Regions from separate parts of the Homo sapiens genome. Here region 1 is linked to region 2. A link is a contact called in ENCODE Hi-C data. All regions are on one chromosome and are shown on one strand. The core of a region is the stretch at or near the end of the contact, and the rest is flanking DNA. Distances in the headings are between cores, read along the strand shown. Region 1 holds the start of TMEM229A (transmembrane protein 229A). Region 2 holds the start of SPAM1 (sperm adhesion molecule 1).

What was found. Hi-C counts contacts between places; a loop is a spot of excess contacts on that map.
Region 1: a map of Calu3 shows a loop between it and region 2 (2.6-fold over the local background). The contact joins the promoter of TMEM229A here to the promoter of SPAM1 in region 2. A Hi-C loop is called at or near these places in 1 of 168 maps with a recorded cell type or tissue (Calu3).

What each region holds. Positions count from the first base shown.
Region 1 is chr7:124,030,471-124,034,543 of GRCh38, forward strand. TMEM229A (transmembrane protein 229A) reads right to left here and starts at 2,597. Exons shown (of 1, transcript NM_001136002.2): 1 at 451-2,597. The coding sequence starts at 2,533. The coding sequence ends at 1,391.
Region 2 is chr7:123,923,943-123,927,993 of GRCh38, forward strand. SPAM1 (sperm adhesion molecule 1) reads left to right here and starts at 1,299. Exons shown (of 5, transcript NM_153189.3): 1 at 1,299-1,410.

The DNA of each region.
Region 1 (4,073 bases), core at 1,347-3,846, 110 kb after region 2:
ATTTTCTACTCCTGTAGCAAACATTTTTTGAAAACAGAAAAAAGTCCCTTTTTACAGCATAGGCTCGCTGATAATTTGAATAGAAAACCACTCATTTCTATACATGAAATTTTCCTGATTGTCTTTGTAATAAAAACTGAGAGGATATTCGTCATCCCTGGCTGAGCTGCACTGAATTCTACTCTTTTATACATGTAATAAAACAGCAAACAACATCAAAATACATTATTAATTAGGCATGAATTTCTTAAAATGGTTTACATCATCTCATTTAACTTCAGAGCTTGCAGACATTAACAGTAAGTCACCACAAAGCTACCATTGATTTATAATGCACATTACCACATCAAGCCTGGCCCAAGGACTCTGGGCCCAGAAGGAAAAACAGCCATGGCAGAAATATAATGAAAACATATCTGTATTCACAGAAAACAATTAGGCTTAATGTAATTAGAGTGAACATTCAGGTTCATTTTATTCAAAGGTAATGTTTCTGCCCTTGAAGTTCCATGTAGAAAAGGGTCCTTGGAGTTAGAACACTGTGGAAGGTGATATAATTTCACTTGGCCCTCGGCTATGTAAGGTAAACATTTTACATTATTGCACAGTAACAAAAATTTACAGCCATAGATAACACAGGATCTGATCAACGTTAACACACCTGCTGTTTAAGGCTTACCCACATTGGAAAGCAATCATTTCCAGGATGGAGATCAAATATCTTAACACAGTGTCACCTGTGTGAGTTGCTAGAAAAGACCTCTCATTTAAAAATCTGTTCATAGAACGTGCTTTCACATTTTTCAGCCTCTTTTCACTTGTGTGCTAGACGGAGGCACTTTAAGAGCTATTAACTGTAGTCTCAAGAGTACAAGACATTGAGTTTCTTCAGTCATTGGTAAATATGGCAAGGAATTAAAATGAAATTAGATTAAAAAGAAAGTAAAACAAATCACTGAATCAGAAAATTTAGCCAAATCTTGTAAAAATCACTGGTCTCTGATTTAAAGATCCCCCCCCGCCAAAAAAAAAAAAATTAGTAGCTGTCACTCATCTGTTGCCAGATGGGTAAACACTACTACATCATTCTGATGTTAAGGTATAACGGTTTTGCTGTTTGGGCGTGTAAACGTTTGGGCTTGTAAATGTTTTAAAACATTGGCAAATAAAGTACTTTGAATTATGTTTCGAGTAGTGTTTCAAAGTATATTATACACGGGTTTCAAATAGAAAAACTAAAAGGTGGAATAAAACAATTTGGAAGAGTTTAGTAAAGCGTATAAAAATTAAAGGACTAAAAAACCCACTTCATTTTAAATGTGTAAAAATAAATCGCATCCATTCGTGGGAATCCAGTGACTTTTTCCTTTTCTTTCTTTCTTTTTTGGTTTTAGTTAGCTGGTACGTACTGCACCCTCCACAACACGTTGGAAATTAGGTCCTGGTACACACTAAGGAATATCCAGCCAGGTAAATACATCAGGGTGATGAGGCCCATAAAATTGAGCGGGTAGTGAGAATAGTCCCAGGAACAAGCCCCGCACGTGCGGAGTCCCAGACCCCAGGACAGCTCCCACACGTAGATGAAGATCACGTAGATGGGCACCCGCTTCCAAGTGCCCCAACCGCGGCTGTAGTGGAGGTGGAAGTAGAGCTTTTCCACCACGAAACTGCAGCTGCCGTACATAAAGAAGGACCAGAGCGACGTGTGGCCGCTGGTTGTCCCGTCCCCCTGCCCCAGTACGTTGAAGAAGAAGGTGAAGAAGATCTCATCCAGAAAGCCGTGCATTCCGAAGAAAAGAAAGCGGGGTAGGTCGGGCAGCCCCTGGCTGGGGGCTCCCCCGGCGCCCCTGGGGCCACGGGGTCGTCGCCGCCGGGCTCCGGCCGCAGTAGGGACCCGGGCGCCGGGAGGGACGGGGAGCGCGCCCCTCCGCTGCTGCTGCTGCTGCTGCTGCTGCTGTTGCTGCTGCCGCCGCCTCTGTCGCCCGTACCGCAAGCGCAGGAAGCGCTTCAGGAACACTTGGCAGTGGTAGAGCGCCAGCACGTACTGCAGCGCCAGGTCCAGCGCCCCTGGCGCCACCGCGACCCCCGCCCCGCCGCCCAGGCTGAGTAGTAGCGCCTGGCCCGCTAGGGTCTGCAGCCCCACGTGGGCCGAGGGGTAGAGGAGGAAATTGAAGACGAAGGCGTTGGGACAGCGCCGCTGCTGCAGGTACACCTTCTCCAGGGCGAAATGGGTGAGCGAGTGCAGCAGGCAGCGGTAGGGCGAGGAGAAGCCTAGCATCCGCAGGTCCGGGCTGCGGGCGAAGCGCCGGGCCGAGGACACCAGCACGTCCAGGGTGATCCCGTGCATCCCGTAGAAGTAGAGGCGCATCCAGGCGGGCAGCGTGGCGCTCTCAGCCGGCGCTTCAGCAGTGGACAGCGGCTCCGGGCAGCCGGCTGCCGCCTCGCTTCCTGGCCCGCCAGGGGCCCCCGGACGCCGCGCCGCGCCGCCCCTCCGTGCGGGGCCCTCGCTGTCCACGTCGCTCCCCGCCATGGGCTCGGAGGCTGTCCGAACGCCCGAGGCTGCACCGCCGCCGCTGCCGGGTGCGCGGAGCTGCAGGGCCGAGCGGCCGAGCCCCGCGCCGCCTCCTGGCCGCTGCCGGCCCCCGGGGGGCGCGCAGGGAGCTCCGTCCCGGCCGCGGTCCCGCGGCAGCGGGGGCTGATGCACTCAGGGGACTCGCGGGCCGCCCGGCTAGCGGAATCCCCCCGCCGTGGCCCCGCTGCGCCCTCCCTTCCAGTCCCGGGCGAGGTGCCGCCCGCCCGCGCCCGCTCTAGCTCTCACCCTGCGCGGCCTAACGGGCACCGCGGCCCAGCCAGGGGAGGCGGCGCCGGGGCTGTGAGGGGAAATGCAGAAGCTTGTGGAAGCCCCATCCCCTCCGCTGCTTAGCCCCGCGCCTCCGCTGCAGGCTCTGGGAACGTAACGCGAGCAGCGGCGGCCCTGCCCCCGCCCTGCCAATGCCCCTCTCCGCCTGCCTCGACCTCTCCCGCCTTCTCAGGCCGCCCCCACGCGCCCGCCCGCCGCACCGAGTCCCACAGGGTCTGCTCGGGAAGGCCCGGCCCTGCTTCTTCCTCCCGGTGCGCCCACTCAACACAGGGGCTCCGGTCGTGCGGGGGGCGCTTGCTGGGCGGAGGCACTGAGTGGAGAAACACCTAACAGGTGTGACTGCAAGTTGATGGGCATTCCCTGCATCGCGGCAATCAGGGCCAGGGCCTGGCTGGCGGAGACGAATGGCTGAGTGCCACGGGCTGGAGGCTGGGCTCAAGACCAAAATATGGTGCTGTATACTTAATGTTCTTATTCAAAGCCAGCTGTGTCCCAGTCATAGAGAATAAACTCGAGACTCCACGCCTGCCCGCCCCTGCGTTACCCTCCATCTAAATTGCTGCCGCGGGGCCTGATCCACTTTTCCAATCTATTTCTTGGCCCATCTACTTTTCTGGGTTTACTCAAGGCCAAGGACAGAGATTCGATGTCCCCCAGAATTTGTGAAATGATTTCAGGCCAGTTGGGTTGGGTTGGGGTGTGGAGAAGAGGAAATGCTTTGTTCTAGCTACTGTGGGGTCTCAGGTGGAGAATAGTACCTCGTCCTGGCACACCCCGCTGCTGGGTTCTTCTTTTGGCAGAACTAGGTCATCCCAGAAATGGAGAGTGACATAAAGGGCCAGGGTTTATCTTTTTCTATCTTTTCCCTCCCTCCCTTCACCTCTCCCCTCTTCTCCCTTCCCTCATTCCCTACTTCCTCCCCTCCCCTCCCCTCCCCTCCAATCCCTCCCTCCCTCTCTCTCTCCCTTCCTCCCTCTTTATCTCCTTCCTTCCTTCCTTCCTTCCTTCCTTCCTTCCTTCCTTCCTTCCTTGGTTGAGAGAGTGGAAGGGGTTCAGAATGTTGGTGTGTTGGTTCCACCATTCTCTCCAATTTTGAATCAGTCTTGGAACTGGAAAGAGCCTCGGGGGTGAATTATACCGATTACCTCCCTCTTTCTCCTCCTTCCCCCGAAATTCATGTGCGGATAGATAACAGTTCTGTGTTAGAGTT
Region 2 (4,051 bases), core at 49-2,548:
AAACAAAGCAACAAAAGAACGAAGCAACAAAAGCACAGATTTATTGAAGTGAAAGTAGCCTCCACAGAGTAGGAGCAAGCTTGAGCAAGTGGCTCAAGAGCCTGACTGCAATGTTCTTCAGGGTTTTAAATTAAACTAAAAGAATTTGGTTAACACCCCTAGGTACCCTTTAGAGACCTCCAATTGGTTACACCCTACGCAAATGAAGGATTGACCTGTGACCAATCAGACACTGAAGTGGAGGCTTGGTTTGAGACCAATCAGAGGCTGAAGTGGAGGCTTGGCCTGTGACCAATCAGAAGCTGAAGTGGAGGTTGGCCTGCAACCAATCAGAGGCTGAAGTGGAGGCTTGGGCCACAACCAGTCAGAGGCATTTCTCGTTCGTGAGGTAGGGGAGGAGGGTTTTGTAGAGGTCAGGAACTCTGGTCCCTTTTCACCTGGGCATGGAGAGGTGGGGTTTTCCTTTTGGTCCAATTCCAAGAAGTCAGCCAATTTGTCCTCAGGCTCCCTGTCTCCCAACCCTATTCTCCTGCCTCATTATGACCTCCATGATGGGTTTGAGGATGTGGTGTATGGAGTCAAACTACAGGGTTTGATTGCAATATTGTCTTGGATTGTTACTTGGGAAGAGATCAGTACCATATTTGTTTTTAATTGGAAAAGTCTTTTTCTTCCAATGTCTTTATTTGAGCAAGGGACAATTCTTGAGCTTACATAGAGGTTTTTCCTTGCCCAGTGAACTCACCAGAAGGAAAAGTAGAGTGACATTGTTTTTCTGACCATGGATACCATACTCTTTCATTCATTTATCTTCCATAGTTGGTCCACCTGGTACCCCATGGACAGGAATAAAAACTAATTCAGGTTTGTTCATGCTATCAGATGTTGACATAAGCAATAATTATATTGTTTAGCTGACATGACCAAGGTTTGGGAAACTGGTGCAAGGGTGGTGTCAGGTTTGTGTTTAACCTATGAAGAAAAGAGTGAGGTTAATATGAAAGAGGCAGCATTTGAAAGAAAGCCCACAGTGGAGGATCAGAGAGAGAATAGGATAGATTGAGACAAGTAATCTCCAGTCAGCTTCTCAATAAATGGGAGGTTTTGTTGAAAAAGATCCCCCCTCTACTCCCCTCCCCACACCAGGGAGGAAAGAAACTTAAAGGGGGAAAATAGATGAAAGCAAAGTTTTTTATCTGTGATCTTGAGGAAAGCTGTTTGCTTTGTGGTGTCATCTTGCTTCTAGAGCCTTGGCTCTGAAATCCTTACTATGAGGTCACCTGTAGGGATGGTCTTCCAGTTGTCCTGAGAGTGATGACTGGCTCCACCTTGATGTGGCTCACATAAATTCAGAAAGTATGATAGCAGTGTAGGTGGTTAGCAGCACCTCATAAGGTCCTTCCTAGCAAGGTAACAGTACAAGCTTTTTCTAAAAATCTTGATGTATACCTGATCTCCTGGTTGAAAGAGTTGGCTTGATGGATTTTTTCCTATAAGTTCTTTTTATGTCTAGATTTTTATGTTCCACTTGACCTGATGATTGAGGATGGTATGAAGTAAGAAGTTTTAATGAGTAATCCAGAGATTTTGTGAGTGAGTGGTTTATTTCTACTAAAAAATGAGTTCCTTGGTCTGATTCAATCTATAAAGAAATGCCAAAATGAGGAATAACCTCAGTCGTTAATTTCTTTACCACTATCATGGTGTTGCATGAACCTGGCAGATGGCGGTTTTAGTGAGCCGAGATCATGCCACTACACTCCATCCTGGGTGACAGAGTGAGACTCTGTCACAAAAAAAAAAAAAAAGGCATTACAATGGAGGGATTGGTTAATAAGACCTGTGTATAGGTGGTCTGCTACTGTGTTGCGAGGTGCTGTGTCTTATTAAGTCATAAGAGAATGGACACAGAATGGGAGAATGGGGAACGTGGAGGTAAAGGAGGGAACCTAATGTAAGAATACTGAATTTGCCAATTAAGGCACCAGCTGTGACTACTTCATACAGGAATGGGGACATGCCTGATGCCATAGGGTCTAATTGACTTGAGAATGTGAAAGGAAAATAAAAACTCAGAACCCCAATTCATCATGCCAAAAGGAAAAAAAAATTAAGCTGAAATGTGAGTTGTGCAAGAAACTGCCTTTTCTCTTGTTCCTAAGCAGATAGCTAGAGATAAAATGTTAACTCCACAGGTAGTTACTCTGTGTTCACCTTATCTTATGTAAAGTGCAGATTTACTGAGCACTGGATGAATACATAATTGACTATTCCCCTACCTACTTCTTTTCCCTTGCAACATGTGGATTATCATACCCTCCTTCTTTCCCCGCCGGCCTGCTTTTCCCCTTTAAATACCGAGGCCCTCAAATTCATTTTTAGAAAAAGGCACGGACCACAGACTGTTTCTGTGACTCCATGTTTATTTGTTCTGGGCTTATCCTTAACTTTGGCAAAATAAACTTCTAAATTGATTGAGACCTGTCTCTGATACTTTTTGGTTTACCAGAAATATAGTATAGGACATACCTGTTGATGAAAAGAGTCAAACTCTGTAAAATATTTGAAGAGAATTATTCTGAGCCAAATATGAGTGATTATGGCCCCGTGACACAGCCCTTAGGAGGTCCTGAGAACATGTGTCCAAGGTGGTCGGGGTACAGTTTGGTTTTATGTGTTTTAGGAAGGCATGAGACATTAGTCAAATACGTTTAAGAAATACATTGGTTTGGTTTAGAAAGGCGGGACAACTCAGAGTGGGGGCTTCTAGCTTATAGATAAGTTTAAAGATTTTCTGGCTGACAATTGGTTGAGGTTGTCTGAAGACCTGGGATCGATAGAAAGGAATGTTCAGGTTAAAGATAAAGGATTATGGAGACCAAGTTTTATTGTGCAGAGGAAGCTCTTAGATAGGAGATTTTAGAGAGACCAGGTTGTAAATAGTTTTTTTATAGGACTTAAAAGTGTGCCTGGCTCTTAGTTGATTATCTTCTGGATCTGGGAAGGAAGGAAAGAAAACAAAGGGGAAGGGGATTCTCTATAGGATGTGGATTCTTCCCATGAGACACTGCAGGGCAATTTTAAGGTATGGCAAGGAAATAGATCTTGGGGTTAAATATTTTTTTCCTTGTCTCATAATATTATGCCAGTCAGATTGAAAAGTAAGCCACAATATGTAGGGTCCAATAAAACCCATCTGATGAGAATTTATTGTTTGTAGGGCATGACTCCCTAGACCTCTTAGGTAGGAATTTGGGTAAGATAAAAAATCAGAGCTTAGTCCTCATATCCAAGAGGCAAGAGGTTGTTTTGAATACCCAAAACAATCCTATTCTTTTCATGGCAATATAGGTGAAAAGGTTTGCCAAAGTTGGGTAAGCCAAGAGCTGGCTATGTGAGAAGTGCTCATTTTAAGGCTTTGCAGGAGTTCAATGGCTCCAAGAGCTAGGAAATGAACTCTGAAGTAGCATCGGAAGGAGGGCATCTATAGCGATTTAGCATGGGCAGCAAAAGTAGGAACTCATTGATGACAATAGCTAGCTGTCCCTAGGAATTTATGCAGCTGCTTTTTGGTTTTGGGAGAAAGATGGGCAAGGCTGATTCAAAGCATTTTGTGCTGTTTTTAGTGCCCTGAGATATCTCATGTTCTTAGCAGGTAACAGTCGTTTGCATCCACTGATGTTTAGATATGAAGGATTTAAGGCCTCATTCAGCTAGTTCTTTTAGGAGAACGAGGGAGTCTATAAGAGCACCCTGTTTAGTTTGGTTATAAAGAAAGAGGTTATTAATGTATTGAACAAGAGTGAAGCCTTGAGTAAAAGCTACAGGGTCGAAATTGGTTTTACAGACTTAGAAAAATATTGAAGGGAACGCATAATATCTATGAGGTATGCATCTATGTTGATTGTCTTCCTCTAAACATAAATGCAAAGATAAATTTTGAGTCCCAGAGTAATGGAATTAAAAAGAAAGCTGACCAGAGGTTAATTACTATAAACCAGACTGCATCAGCAGGAATTGAGGTCAGAATAGTGGCTGGATTAGGAATTAT